2 separate regions of the Homo sapiens genome follow, and region 1 is linked to region 2. A link is an interaction called in ENCODE POLR2A ChIA-PET data of the cell type or tissue named here. Cell type or tissue: CD4-positive, alpha-beta T cell. All regions are shown on one strand.

The links. ChIA-PET counts read pairs that join two places held together with the same protein. Peaks named below come from ENCODE experiments on the same cell type or tissue, not always from the same donor. Only the 100,000 strongest peaks of a DNase experiment are listed, where the experiment ranks them.
Region 1: POLR2A ChIA-PET joins it to region 2 with 12 read pairs; 2 of 35 experiments call an interaction of 5 or more read pairs at or near these places.

Annotation. Positions count from the first base shown.
Region 1 is chr2:46,532,462-46,540,461 of GRCh38, reverse strand. It overlaps ATP6V1E2 (ATPase H+ transporting V1 subunit E2), which reads left to right. Exons shown (of 5, transcript NM_001318063.2): 3 at 3,759-3,851; 4 at 4,535-4,649. Among named protein-coding and RNA genes, the nearest start is that of RHOQ, 6.0 kb to the left of the region's middle. In CD4-positive, alpha-beta T cell, no CTCF peak of the experiment used is centred here; DNase peaks (open chromatin) are centred at 1,891, 4,871 and 5,681; H3K4me3 peaks cover 600 bases; H3K27ac peaks cover 1,008 bases.
Region 2 is chr2:46,314,183-46,322,182 of GRCh38, reverse strand. All of the region lies in intron 1 of EPAS1 (endothelial PAS domain protein 1), which reads right to left. Among named protein-coding and RNA genes, the nearest start is that of EPAS1, 21 kb to the right of the region's middle. In CD4-positive, alpha-beta T cell, no CTCF peak of the experiment used is centred here; no DNase peak of the experiment used is centred here.

The sequences.
Region 1 (8,000 bases), 220 kb before region 2:
CTTTTTCTTTCTTTTTTTTTTTTTTGAGATAGGGTCTTGCTCTGTCTCTCTGTCACTCTGTCGCTCAGGCTGGAGTGCAAAGGCATGATCTTGGCTCACTGCAACCTCTGCCTCCCTGGTTCAAGTGATTCTCCAGCCTCAGCCTCCAAGTAGCTGGGATTACAGGCATGTGCCATCATGCCTAGCTAATTTTTGTATTTTTTTGCAGAGCGGGGTTTCGCCACGTTGCCCAGGCTAGTCTCGAACTCCTGAGTTCAAAGTGATCCGCCTGCCTCAGCCTCCCAAAGTTCTGGGCTTACAGGTCACTGCATCTGGCTGAGAACAGTGAAATTCCTAATCAGCCTTCTCTTACTCTTTTTCCTGTACTCCCTCCTTCCTCTCATACTTAATTCATTCCATATTTCAATTAACAAGCATTTATTGAGGTCTGTTAGATGCCAGATTTTATTCCTGGGCTGGGGACAAAGAGCTGGAAAGCCACAGTCACTTCTAGCTAAACCATTCAAGGAACTTATTAGCAAACAGGAAAGCACTCTATAGTGTGAGCAGTGCTGTGCTAGAGAATAGAGAATAGGCTTCTGGAGGTGCAGAGGAGGCAATTAGTACATAGGTCCAGGTGTGTTGAGGAAGGATTTGCAGAAGTGATGTCATTGACCTGGGGCTTAAGAGTCTAATGGGAGTAAGGTAAGAATGCCTGGGAAAGGCCAAGAGCACTGCATCAAAGCAAGAAGGAACAGCACACAACTTCCTGGGAATGGTGAGGCATGTAAGGTGGACAGAGTGCATGATTAGTGGTGCTGGGGAACTGGTTTGTATTTAATTGGGAACCATATAATGCAGGCAGTCCATGAGCTTCTGAAAGCCATATGAAGAATGCAGGGTCTGGCATGGGTTGGGCAGTCTCCACTGTACAAAGGCCAAAGGCCAGGGCCAATGGGGCCACTGAGGAAGAAATCTGACCCACACGCTTACTACAAAGGCATGGTCCCAGCTCAAGGCTGCGTTCATTGCAAGAAGGGCACTTTTTTCTTACCACAAATGTGACTTCTGTTTGTCAAACCCTGTGCCCATAGGGGTGCATCCACTCAGAGGGGAACCTTGGTCTATGTAGCAAAAGATGAAGGCACTGTCTAGGCAAGCAGTGGTTCTGGGAGCGAGGATGTAATGAAGGGAATAAACACAAATTTCTAGAGCATCTGCTGTATACTGTATCCAGTTATGGTCCCGGGTATTTGGTGCTCATTGATATAGGACATCTTATTTCATCCCCCAAACAACCTTGTAAACTTTGTAGAGAGTATCTATTGGTTTGTCTATCCAGAACAGCACCATTTGCTTCTGCTAAATGTTTTTATAATGTAATCTCTGTAATCTTGGAAGCTGCCGTCTTCTTATACATCCTGCCCCTGGTACCTGTTGATCCCTAGGTGGACACCTGATTCAAGATGGGACAATTAGAACTCTTTCCTGAATTTTTTTTTGTGTGTGTTTTTGAGACAGAGTCTCACTCTGTCACCCAGGCTGGAATGCAGTGGTGCAGTCTCAGCTCACTATAGCCTCAACCTCCCAGGCTCAAGCAATTCTCTCACCTCAGCCTCCCAAGAAGCTGGGATTATAGGCATGAGCCACCAAGCCTTGCCTGAGAATTTTGAATTTGGGATTCACAGCAGGAGTTTCTCCTCTTTTGCTAACTAAACTGAGCGATGTGAGCCTGGAAGCTGTAGGTCATTTATGTTTCAGCCATTCACAAAGTAGCCAGTCCAAGGAAATATAGCTAAAGTGCAGAGAGAAGCAAAGAGAGAGAGAGAACACCACCACCACCACCACCACCACTACTCCCCCATCACAAAGGGCAGAGAGTAAACAGGCCATCTGTGAGTTACTAATTTGCATCACCCCCGAGATCCTGTTGCACAACTGTTCTCTGATTTGTCATTTGAGTTAATAAATCTTCCCCTTTTTTTTTTGCCCAGTGAGTAGGGGTTAGTTTTCTGTAACTGGTAACCAAAGGAATCCTATTATAATATTATATCTATAGTTCACATTAGATGATGAGATTAAGAAGCTTGCCCCAGATCACACAGCTGGTAAGTGGCAGAGCTAGGTTTCAAAATCATCTCTCTTCAAAGCTAATGCATTTGCCATATTCCACATTGACAAGGTATCAAAAGTTTTTGAGTAAAAAAATGACAAGCTTGGACCTGTCATTTGGGAAGGTCACTCTGAGACTCATAGAAAATGGATTTGGAAAGGATAAGGGTGAAGGCAGAAAGAGCCAGGAGGAGACAGATCACAACAGTCTGACCCAAGCATGGCAGTGAACATGAAGAGGAGGCAGTGGGTTTCAGGGAGATTTGGATGATGGAATCCACAGGGCTTGGTAGCAGTGTGGGGATGTGGGGATGACAGAGGAGGCGAGAGAGAACAAGGTTTTTACGATAACTCTGAGGCATCTACATTATGATTTCATCTACTTTTTTTTTTCTTTTTAATGTCCTCTGTTGTTATCTTCCCACTTCTTCTTTGGACTTCTTCCTTGCTTTTTGAGCCTTTCCATCTCCGATTGTTTCCTAACCACGCAACTGACTGTCTAAATCAAGCTGAGATTAGAACTCTAGAGGACAGTATGTTCTAAAACACATTCATTTGCATCATTTTGTGTGTTCCCTCATGTCTGCTTAGGAAATGGAAAAATGGACTCCAAGGGATCATTTGGTGTTGTGGCTAGGATGCTTTAGGTTGCAAGTCATAGAAAATTCAACTCGAACCAGCTTCAGCAATGAGGGAAGTGTATGGACTTCTGTTATGGAAAAATCCAGAAGCAGTCCAAGCTTCAGGCATGAATTGATCAGAACTCTTTTTTTTTTTTTCTGCACATCTCTCAGTTTTTCTTCTTCTCTATGAGTCAACTTTCTACTCAGCATACCTTCTTTCCTGGAAGCAAAATGGTTGCACCAAGTCCAGGCATCACCATCCATATACCATGTTTTCCAGAAGGAAAGAGAGCTTCTCTTGACCCACTCATTGAACAAAGTCTTGAACTTCTTCTGATTAGCTCAACTTAGTTCATCCCTGAACCAGTCATGGTGGGTAGTAAACTGTCAGGTGACTGTTGCCTTAGGCCTGGGCTACTGTCCATCCCTAAAACCATCACTATGGCAAGGAGTTGGGACTATCCTAATTGGGCATATCAGCCCTGCCCCCACAGGGGCTGGGGTTTCACACCTACCCAGGTTCTGTGGTTTCTGCACAGTGGGTGACAAGTCTGGGGGAATGCATGCTGAGGAGGCAACCAGCAATATACATCTACATTATTGCCTAAGGGTCAACGTTCCTAGGCCTTCCCCTGGCTACACTGGAAATAAAGAATTTTAGGAGAGGCCAGGCAAAGTGGCTTATACCTGTAATCCCAGCACTTTGGGAGGCCGAGATGGGAGGATCAGTTGAGGTCAGGAGTTTGAGACCAGCCTGGCCAACATGGTGAAACCCCATCTCCGCTAAAAATACAAAAATTAGCCAGGCGTGGTGGCGGGTGCCTGTAATCCCAGCTACTCGGGAGGCTGAGGCAGGAGAATCACTTGAAACGGGAGGCAGAGGTTGCAATGAGCTGAGATGGTGCCACTGCACTCCAGGCTGGGCGCCAGAGCAAGACACTGTCTCAAAAAAAAAAAAAAGAAGTTTAGGAGAGAGGCAAATGTTAAGAGGAGAGGAAGATGAGATGGCTCCAAATCTAATCTGTGATTTGTTCCAAATTTCAGGTGGATTGTCAATACAGGAGTCCATACTGACTGAATCCCTAATTTTGGCCTGTATTCTTCTCCCTCTGTGAACCATCTTCTTAGAAGTCACTGGTAAGGAGATAAAATGATGGGCATTCTTTAACACTGGTGCTGCCCTGCTGTTATGTTATGCTTCTTCCCACCACAATGCCCAGAATCCTCACACTGCAGCCTCTTCACTCCCCAGGGTGCCTGTTGGCCTTCCCTGCAGCATCCTGCCACATGCCCTACCTACCCCTATCCCTATTTTTCTCCCTGCCACTAAAACCTCCCATTGGCACCCTCTTCTCTTTGCACTCCAGTGTAGGTACACTGCAATGAGTTAAACACCACAGCAATTTCTTAAAGGTCACTGGTTCCTAATGATCACGCTGATAAATAAATCCAGTAGGATTGGTTTGCCTGGTTTTCATTCCCAGTTAGAATGTACATAGATCTCTTTTTCTAGTTGATTACATACCAGAAACTCAGAAGAATGGCCCAGCCTCTGAGAACTTCGGCTCAAGCGCTCTTAATGTTTTGCCATTTTCATTTCTAACTGTTTTCTGCTGCAACCTAAGGTCAGGAGACTAGTCATTGTGACTGATGGCATCACCACCCATTGCTGAACTATAGGAAAGGACATTTCCTTAGAGGTTGCTGGTATGGAATACTCATATGATTTAGGAGTGGTCTCCTCTCATAGGCTCCAAAGGAGGCTAGATCACAGATCCCTCCTCCAAAAATGAAATTAATGATTTTATTTTATGTTTCAGAACCAAGAGTGCCAGAAAACCATCCCAAGACTCACACAGAGTTGTTCTTCCATAGTGGATGTTTTGGCCACTGGACATCAGAACCACATTTTGGGTTTGAAGAATCTTCTACATGGTGAGCCTTGGTGGGAAGAAAAGAATATCCCTTCCTTATAGAAGCTGAAATTACAGACTCTTGCTTTCCTTGTCAGACTTAAAAGCTAGTGTAGCCAGAGTTAAATACAGGGCACATTGTCTCTGGAGGCTGCAGCTTTAGTGGTGGGTACACAGTTCAGTTCCTGACCCAGGAAGTGGCACATCAGGGCAGGCAGTGGTGTTGGTTGTGGTATAATTGAGTTCCTGGTTCAGAAGTGACAACTGTACACATGAGTTGTCTAGGGTTTGGTGAAAGCAATGGTATTGAAAGTGGTTTTCTCATCAAATTAGTTCCTGAGTCATGTGTCGGACACTGTTTCTATCTTGAGCAGCTTCTCTAGCCTTTCTAAATCCTGTGACCTGCCTGTGATCCTTTTAAGATTTCTTTCTGTTTAATCAGCCACAAACAGCTTCTGTTGCTTGCAACCCAGGCTCCTGAGAAGAGACTGGAGAAGCAGATCACTTTATTAATGTGCTTCATGTAGAGGGAGTAGAGATTTCCACCTCTACCATACCCAAATAACTGGTATTGGCTGTACCTTTCTAATGTGAGCAACTTTAAAATTGAACAGAATATATGAAACCTCTCTTTTCAGACATTGAACAGCATGTAGCACAGCACCGTGATTCCTGAAAGTAGGGAACAAATGGGGCAAACCCTATCACTCTAACTTTCTGCTGAAAAATGCTGTCTAAATTGCAGCACAATGAGGGGGAACCCAAGCAGAGCATAGTGGTCTTGCTGAGTTGAGGAGATAGTTGAGCAGACTTTTCAAGGCAGAGTATCAGAAAGGAGAGAATATAACAGCAAAACAGGCTCCTGGAATCCCTGTGAATCTGTTGCTGAATACTAAGCTGCACATGCATAAGGTGAAACTTCACAGTGCGATGCAAAGAACTACTGCGGAGCTGTGAGCTGATTGGTTCCCAGGGCTCACTGGGCAATGTTTGAGTTTCAACTCGCCAATGTGAAGAAACCTTGCTGACTGTCCAGGGAATTCAGTAGAAATCCCAAAAGGGTAAGGCATTAGGAGAAGGGCTAACTAAGCCGAAAAGTGAGGTAACTCTAGACTTCCTCCAACAAGGTTTAGAAAGCAGCCTCAAAAAGAGGAAGTTCATCCGCTACTACCGTAACTGCCAGCCAAAACAAATTTTACCATTTTTAAAACAACAAAATACAGACATTTAACAACATTAAATTCAGAATGTTAAAAATACTAGATATGCAAATAAGTAGGCAAATAGAACCCAAAATCAGGAGAAAAATCATTTAATAGAAACAAACCCCAAAATGACAGAGATAATAACGTTAGCAGACAAGGACTTAAAAAATTAAAATAAAACAAGGATTTAAAGGAAAACATGAACATAGTGAAGAAAAAACTGGAAGATATAGAAAATAACCAAATGGAACTTCTGGAGCTAAAAAATACAACACCTGTAATGAATAATTCAGTGGCTGAACTTAACAGTAGGTTAGACATTGTGGAATGAAATATCTGTGACACTGAAGACATAGCAATAGAAACTGTCCCAATTAAAGCAGAGAGAAAGGAAACAAAAGAAACACAGAAACACAGAGCCTCAGTCACCTTAAGATGATATTAAAAACTGGAGTCCTCGAAAAGGATTAACGGTGATGATTTGAAGGCCAAAAACAAGTCCCAAATTTCATGAAAATTGTAAACGTATAGCGCCAAGAAGCTCAACAAATCCAAAGTAGGAGAAAAACAAAGCAAACCATATCAAGCGAGGCACTTTGTAATTAAATCACTGAAAACCAGTAATAAGTAGAAAAAAATTAAAAGCAGAAAGAGAAAAAAAGACACATTTTATACAGGGAACAAAGACAGATATAATTGCAGACTTCTCTTCAGAAATAATGCAAACTAGAACTTAATGAAATCGCGTCTTTAAAGTGATAAAAGAAAAAGAAAGCACTGTCAATCTAGAATTCTATATCCACCAGAAATATTCTGTAAAATTGAAGGTAAAATAAATGTTTGTCAGACAACAAAAGGCTTAAAGTTTTTTTTAAACCAGAAGATCTTCAATACAAGAAATACAAAATAAAGTTCCCGAGGCAGAAAAAACATGGTACCACATGAAACCACTGACCTACACAAAGAAATGAAGAGCACCAGAAATGGTAAATATATGGGTAAATATGAGACATTTCTTTCTCTGTTACAAAATTCCTTTAAAACATAATTGACCTTGGCCGGGTATGGTGGCTCACACCTGTAATCCCAGAACTTTTGGAGGCTGAGGCAGGTATATTGCTTGAGCTGGAGAGTTTAAGACCAGCCTAGGCAACATGGCAAAACCCCATCTCTACAAAAAATACAAAAATATAGTTGGGTGTGGTGGCACACTCCTATAGTCCCAGCTACTCAGGTGGCTGAGGTGGAAAGATCACTTGAGCCCAGGAGTTCAAGGCTGCATGAGCTGAGATCATGCCACTGCACTCCAGTCTGAGTGATAGAGCCAGACCATGTCTCAAAAAAACAAAACAAAACAAAAAAACCCCAAACCATTCTATCTATCTATCTATCTATCTATCTATCTATCTATCTATCTATCTATCTACACATACATGCACACACTATATATGATATAACATTATATATAATGTTAGATATATAATATGTTAGGTATATAATATAACATTAGATATATAATATAATGTTAGATATATAATGTTAGATATATATATATAATTAAAAAAATAAAAAACACAATTGACCATCTAAGGCAAAACTAATAGCAGTATATTACATGGTTTATAACATGTAGAAATAGAACCTATAACAATAATAACAAAAGGGATAGAAAAACAGAAATAGAACTATATTCTTATAAAATCCTTACATTGCGCATTAAATGATATAGTGTTATCTGAAGGTTGTCTTAGTCTCTTCCTGCTGTCATAGCAATCTACCATAGACTGGGTCATTCATAAATAATAAAAGTTCATTTCTCTTAGTTCTAGAGGCTGGGAAGTCTAAGATCAAGGAATCAGCAGATTTGGCATCTGGTGAGGGCTCACGCTCTGCTTCCAAGATGGCATTTTGTTGCTGCATGCTCCAGAGGGAAAGGAACAAACACTATGACCTCACATGGTAGAAGGGAAAAGGGGGTTAAAACAAACAACAAAAAACTCTTAAGCCCTTTTATAAGGGCACTAATCCCATCCATGAGGGCTCTCCCCTTCCAAATTACCTCCCAAAGTTTCCACCTCTTAATACTATCACCTTGGGGTTTAAGTTCCAACATAAATTTTGGAAGGACACATACATTCAAACTATAACAAAGGTAGACTAAGAAAACT
Region 2 (8,000 bases):
CAGCGGTTCAAAGACTTAAGCAAATGCTTGGCAAGATGTCTGGGAGATTTCCTCCCCCAAGAAGAAGGAAGAAAGTGGGCCCAGGATTCCGTAGTAGATGACAACAATAATTATTCTCAGGGAAGAATTTCAGGGAAGGGTACCTATACATCACCCAAATCAGTAGGGATTATACAGGATAGATCCAGCCCACAGCAAGCTTGCCTTAAACCTCATTCAGAGAGTTGAAGTTACTTAAGTCCCAAAGGCCTCTATTTAAAATAGTTTCACATGCTCCACAGCACGAACTGAAAATAGGTCTACTGAGGTGCCTGTACTATATCCTATATGCCAGTTATTATATATAATAACCTTATGGTGCCTTCATCCTTCTCTCCCTGACACCTTTCACTCCCAAATATCATTATGTTGATAGTCTTTGTTTGCCTCACAGGTGTAAACAATGGGGCAGTGATTTCCATTCCCACACAGGCTGTTGTGGGGGTGCGGGGGTGGGGTGGGGGGCAAGGAACAGGCAATATGTTTATAAAGACAAATCACTGATCATTAGGAAAATGTAAATCAAAGCCACAATGAGATACCACTTCACACCCACTAGGATGGCTGATATCTAAAAACAAAAACAAAACAAAACAAAAAACAGAAAATAACAAGTGTTAGCAGGGAAATGAAGAAACTGGAACTCTTATGCATTGCTCGTGAAAATGTACAATGGTATGGCTGCTATGGAAGACAGTACAGCAGTTTTTGAAAAAAATAAACACAGAATTACCATATGATCCAGAAATTCCACTTCTAGGTCTATATCCAAAAAAACTGAAAGCAGGGACTCAAATTGTACACCATGTTCACCATGATTCACAACACCCAAAGGTGGAAACAACTCAAATGTCCCTTGACAGAAGACCAGATAAACAAAATATAGTGTCTACACACAATAGGATATTATTCGGCCTTAAAAAGAAATAAAACTTTGAATACATGTTGTAACTTGGATGAACCTTGAAAACATTATGCTAAGTGAAATAAGCCAGACATAAAAGGACAAATACTTTATATGTCTATATATACAATCTACTTGGAATAGTCATATTCATAGAGAAAGTAGAATAGTGATTATCGGGGATTGGAGCATGTGGGGAATAAAGAGTTATTATTTAATGAGTACAGAGTTTCCATTTGAGATGATGAAAAAGTTCTTGAGCAGTGGTGCTTGTAGCCCAACAATATGAACGTACTTAATGCCATTGAATTGCAGGCTTAAAAATAGTTAAAATGGTAAACATTTTTTGTTATGTATATTTTACCACAATAAAAAACGATTTAACCACCTTAACCCCACCACTACCAGCAAAGGAAAACGACAACACAATGCAAAGCTTCTACAGTACTCTTAAACTAAACTCTCACACAAAGTTAAGTATCTTGAATAGAAAGGACTCCAAAACCTCTCCCTGCTTAAAATCTAAGATGATAATGGCACGGGCAGACAGTTTTCTTAATTTACTTTCATCTGCCACACTCCAAGCATATCTGCTGTGAAAAAGAGACACAGCTGAAAATGGAGATTTAGCTCTGGCTGTCCAGTGTGTTCACCCAGTGGCTTCAAAATCCCTATTCTCCTTTCCGTTAATGAAGGTTTGCTTCGATCTTTCCATTAGCCCACAAACTGCTATTAGAAAAGCCATTTATCAAATTAACACTGAGCACTGCAAAAGTCATCTGCAAGCGGCGTGCACTTTTCCACGTAGGAGTTGCTATGCCAACAGCTGCTCCATGTGCATTGTACAGAAGTAGCCATTTCAACAAAGTCCTGTTCAACAATTCCCAGGACCAATTAAGTCTTACTGTCCCTTTGCACTCCCTAAATGTGTACACATGGCAAGTACCCTACCAGAATCGGGTAATGACCAACTAAGGGAGCAATTACAAAATCAACAAATTTCCACACACCGAAAACTTTGAAAAGCAGGCAACAATTAGTTTCTCTCTTTAACTTTTACTCCTAGTCCCATCCTCATTCCTCGGGAATAGAGTCAAGGAATTTGGTGTAATAAGAGTCTGGCCAGTAATTCTAGAAAAAGGAGTCCAGGGTGAATAAATTGAAGGAGAGACTGTAATTATTCAGATTGTTGTAATAGATCATTTGCCTGAAGAGCAGACAACTATAAACAAAATGAGGCAAAAATCCTCGCATTCTGCCGTTGCCAAATTTTGTTGCAAATTTTTCTGTTCGAAGATGCCTGGGAACTCTTAAATATGTTTAAACTGACTGGCATTATCATGCTTTCCCACATAGACAAGAAATCTGAAAAAGAGAGCTTTAGGAAACGATTTGTCTTGACTAAACAGTAAACTTTACAAGCAATTCCCAACCACAAGCAATCATCCCCAGCCTCATACTATCACTTCTGATTAAATCAAACATTCAACTCAATTTAAAAATGAATCAAAGAAAATAAGCAAATACCGCAGGCACCTGGCTCCAAAACAAAGAGGAATCACCATTATATCAAAGTTTACTGTAAATCTATGCCACACTTCCAACCACGATCAGCAATGGAGGAGAAAAAGCTAATCACAAGCCTTAAAAATATACAATTTCCAAGGATGAGACAGAAACACTGATAGCACCTTTTTCAGCTAAACTAGTTGGATTTTTAAAATAATCTTCCAACTGTCAGCAAATCTGAATGATACTTTCTTTAAAGTTTTTAACATCATGAAAACAACTGTATAAAGAAGAAAGAGTGCCTTTTTAAAGATATAGATTGTGTCATAAAATTTCAGGAGGACAATAACCAATTAAAATTAAAAATGGAGCTTATTTGAAATCTTGGTCACAGGAATACCACTGAAGAAAAACTTGTTCTCCCAGCTAGCAGCTCCTGGCTCAAAGCATACATATGGGCCACACTGGAGGATCATTTTACCCAGGGTAAGGTCTGGCCCAGCCCTGGAAGCTGTCATCATTGCAGCCTCTTCCTATGTAATCAAGTGAATTATTCTAAGCCTAGAGAAAGGCCTACATGGCACTTAACCTTTTATTTTGCAGCTATTTCTGGGGCACCATAGCTAACACACTGGTCAGAAATATAGAAAAGATGCCGCTTTTCAGATAACACATTGGTCAGAAATATAGAAAAGATGCTGCTTTTCAGGTCTGAAAATAAGCTTGGGCTGGTTATAGCTTGTTTTCTGAGCCTGGACATGTCAATGAATAAGGGTTTCACTATGATACCTCTATAAGTGGAACTTAATACAACTATGTATTAAATCTTTGTAACTTAGTAGCAAGAGATAGTTCTGATATATTGCTATATAGAAAATGCATTTCACAATAGCATGTAACATGATAATGCAGGCATACCTCATTTTATTGTGCTTCACAATTAATACTATTAATAACTAATAATTAATGTTGAATTTAGGGAAGACACGTCATGTGAATTTACAAGTAGTTCTGCTACAACATGGCATATGAGCTCCTAAAAATCACCACACTATGCAAAACTAAAAACCACAGAGCTTACGGGAAAGAAGAGGTTAGGGTACAACACTCAAAAACTTTCTCAGCAACACAAAAACAATATGGGAACTTAATAAAAATGGTAGCACAGTTTTACACGTGTTAAATGGTTAAGAAACACAGGCATGCCTTGTTTTATTATGCCTTACTTTATTGCACTTTGCAGATATTGCACTTTTTACAAATTGAAGGTTTGTCAGGCAAGTTTATCCATGCCATTTTTCCAATAGTATGTGCTCACTTCATATCTGTGCCACATTTTGGTCATTCTTGCAATATTTCAAACTTTCATTATTATAGCTATTATTATAATGATCTGCGATCAGTGATCTTTGATGTTACCACCGTAATTGTTTTTAGGCATAAACTGCACCCATATAAGACAGTGATCTTAATAAATGTTGTGTGTGTTCTGACTGGTCCAGTGATTGTTCCTCTGTGTGCGTGTGTGTGTTTGTGTGTGTGTGTGTGTATCTCTCTCTCCCCCTCCCCAATCCTTCCTATTCCCTGAGACACAACAATATTGAAATTAGACCAATTTTAATAACTCTACAATGGGCTCTATGTGTTCGAATGAAAGGAAGAGTCACATCTCTCACTTTAAATCAAAAGTTAAGGAATGATTAAGCTTAGTGAGAAGATCAAACCAGGCATAATATTCCCTTAAGCCAAAGTCTAATCCAGAGCAAGGCCCTAACTCTCTTCAATTCTAGGAAGGCAGAGCAAGGTAAGGAAGCTGCATTAAGAAAAGTATGAAGCTAGCAGAGGTTGGTTCGTCACATTTAAGGAAAGAAGACATCTCCATAACATAAAAATGCAAGGTGAAAGAGCAAGTGCTGATACATAAGCGGCAGCCAGTTATTTAGAAGATCTAGCTAAGATCATTGATGAAGGTGGCTACACTAAACAGATTTTCAGTGTAGATGAAAGAGCCTTATGCTGGATGAACATGCCATCTAGGACTTTCACTGCAAGAGGGGAGAAGTCAATCCCTAGTTTCAAAGGACAGGCTGACTCTCTTACTAGGGACTAATGCAGCTGGTGAGTTTAAGCTGAAGCCACTTATCATTTACCATTCTGTAAGTCCTAGGGTTCTTAAAAATTATGCCAAATCTACTTTATTGGTGCTCTATCAGTGGAACAACAAAACCTGGATGACAGCACATATGTTTATGTGCTCGTTGTCAATGCACCTAGTTACTCAAGAGCCCTGATGGAGACGCACAAAATTAATGTTGTTTTCATGCCTGCTAACACAAGATCCATTCTGAAGCCCATGGATCAAGGAGTAATTCTGACTTCCAAGTCTTATTCAAGAAATTTTGTAAGGCTATAGCTGCCATAGATAGTGATTCCTAGATGAATCTGGGCAAAGTAAATTGAAAACCACCTGAAAAGAGTTCACCATTCTAGATACCATTAACAGCATTTGTAATTTGTGGGAGGATGTCAAAATATCAGCAGTAACAGGAGTCTGGAAGAAGTTAATTCCAAACCTCACGGATGACTTTGAGGGGTTCAAGACTTTAGTGGAGGAAGTAACTGCAGATGTGGAAGAAATAGCAAGAAAACTAGAAGTGGAGCCTGAAGATGTGACTGAACTGTTGCAACCTCATGATAAAACTTGAACAGATGAGTCAGAGCTTCTTACAGATGAGAAAAGAAAAGTGGCTTCTCAAGATGGAATTTGCTCCTGGTAAAGATGGTGTGAACACTGTGGAAATGACAACAAAGGATTTAGAATATTACATCAACTAAGTTGATAAAGCAGTGGCAGGGTTTGAGAGGATTGACACCAATTATGAAGGAAGTTTTACTGTGGGTAAAATGCTATCAGACAGTATCACATGCTGCAGAGTCTTTCCTGAAAAGAAGACTCTATTGATGTAAAAAACTTCATTCTTGTCTGATTTCAAGGAATTGCCACAGCCACCCCAACCTTCAGCAACCGTCACACTAATCAGTTCTGCAGCCACCGATATGGAGGCAAGAACCTCTCCCAGTAAGAAGATTATGACTCACTGAAGGCTCAGATGATTGTTAGCATTTCTTTTAGCAATAAAATATTTTTAAATTAAGGTATAGACATTGTTGGCCAGGTGCGGTGGCTCATGCCTGTAATCCCAACACTTTGGGAGGCTGAGGCAGGCAGATCATTTGAGGCCAGTAGTTCGAGACCAGCCTGGCCAACATGGCAAAACCCCATCTCTACTAAAAACACAAAAATTAGCTGGGTGTGGCAGCACATGTCTGTAAATCCCAGCTACTCGGGGGTGCTGAGGCACCAGAATTGCTTGAACCCAGGAGGCGGAAGTTGCAGTGAGCTAAGATTGCCCCATTGCACTCCAGTCTGTGCAACGGAGTGAAACTGTGTCTCAAAAAGAAAAAAAAAAAGGGTATGTACATTGTTTTTTAGACATAATGCTAAAATATAAACATAACTTTCATATGCACGAGGAAACAAAAAAAAATCATGTGACTCGTTTTATTGTGATATTCACTTTACTGTAGTGGCCTGGAACGAACCTACAATATCTTAGAAGTATGCCCGTATTCTGTAATTATATATCAATATTCATGATATAGAGAAAAGTATGTTCACCAAAGAGTTAACAGTGGTTATCTCTGGGTGATGGAATTTTGGTGATTTTTATTTTTATCTCCATGCCTTCTTTTACTATGACTTTTTATGGGGAACATGTATATTTTTTATAATCAGAAGAAAACAACTTAGCAACTTTAAAAATAATTTTACAGGAGAGACAATTCATGGAGATAGATGTGTGTGCACATGGTCCCAGGGCCTTCCCAACTCCCCTTGTGCTATAATCTTCCAAAGAATTTGAGGGGGCTCTGCCCCTCTTGCCCTCCACCCTCAGAGCCCAGAGCACCCCTGGGTGACGTTTGCAGATCCCTGCCCTCCCTCTACATCCTGCCCTCGGTCCAGCAGTGTGAGTGAGCTGCTCCTGCACTGGGGCCAGCCATTCAGGGAGCAAGGAAATATTATGCAAGAGCACAGGAAGTCAGAGGAGACAGGATTCTGGGCAGGCCTGGCAAGGAGTCTGTGTGAACTCCAGTGAACAAGCAGACTTTGCTCAGTGGGGCCGAAGCCAGCAGAAGGCCTTCCCAGGGCAGCAAAAGGGAGCCGTCCACCTCATGTCTCTGGCCAGTGGGCAGCCATCCAGAACTTGATGTACCTGATGTGAGGCAGATAAACCCAAGTCTCAATATTTCTACTCTTCTGGCCCAAGTTCAAGGTGACTCCCCAACACTTATGCACTGTGACTCACCTCCGTCCCACAGTATGCACCCCCGCCCCCTCTGTACAACATGACTTCATTCAGTGATTTTCAAACCTGCTCCTCTCACGGCCATCAGCTTTCCGGCTCAGTCCGTTCTCACTGTCTCAGAGTGAGGGACACAGTTCCTCCGGGTTGCCTGCATGGGTTGCCTCACATCAGTATCAGCCCTGAAAACTTCAGATACGTTCATGTACATGTATATGAGTCACAGTGGCCACAACCTCTTCTTTTGCAGTAGTTGATATTTTGGAAGCCCCAATCCAACTGGCAGGGCAGAGATCATATCAGCCATCTAACAGAAGTGGAAACTGAGGCACAGAGGGAGTGCAGTGTGACCTAGTTGAGGGTGCTCTCCGTCACCCCAGCAGCCTGCCTCCTTCTCCCTGGCATCAGGAGATGGAGACACTACCCCTCCTGCAAGCACAACTATCCCTTTTTGTAGAAACCACTGGGCAGCCCACCTTCTCGTACCCCAGCCCACCTCCTTCTTGAGGGTGGTGGTCTTGCTGCTGTCATGGAAGTGGGTTGGGCCATGCCCAACAGCGACTTCCAAGTCTCTGCCCCTCTATTCCAACAGAACCTCCTCTTGGAGAATGGGGAGTTCCTTCCTCCAGCTCCCGACCAATCATCTTTAATCGTCCACCTTCCTTCCCTCTAAGGGAGCATGTGAAAACAGGAGTCAGGACGAGGCTCCACTTGAAATTTATTTCACAATGGAGCTAGAACCCTATTGGGGATCTCTGAGCCAATTTTGACTGGTTCCCACTTACTAGTCCATTGTGAAGATGGGGAAACTGAGGCCCAGAGAGATCATCCAGCTGATTGGCACTTGCCTTTGCTGTCTAGCAGGCTACACAAACAGGACGTTTTCCTGAACAGAAAGGACCTAGATCTGAGTGGAGAGATAGCCAGGGCTGGGTAGAAATGGGGCTGTAGTCCTAGGACCCACACTCCCTTTGGCATCTGTGGAGGTACAGGCAGTGGTGTTTCAACACGCAGAGCCAGCCATGTAGAGAGTGACACCGACCCAATCACTGCCCCTGACCTGACAATTGCTAATTGTGGTAAGAACCGACAGTGGCATTCTCCTGGGACTCTCTTGTGTATTTCCAGACGCCACCAACACACAATGGCCTCTACTCCTCCGGTGTAAACATTGCCAAATAAGA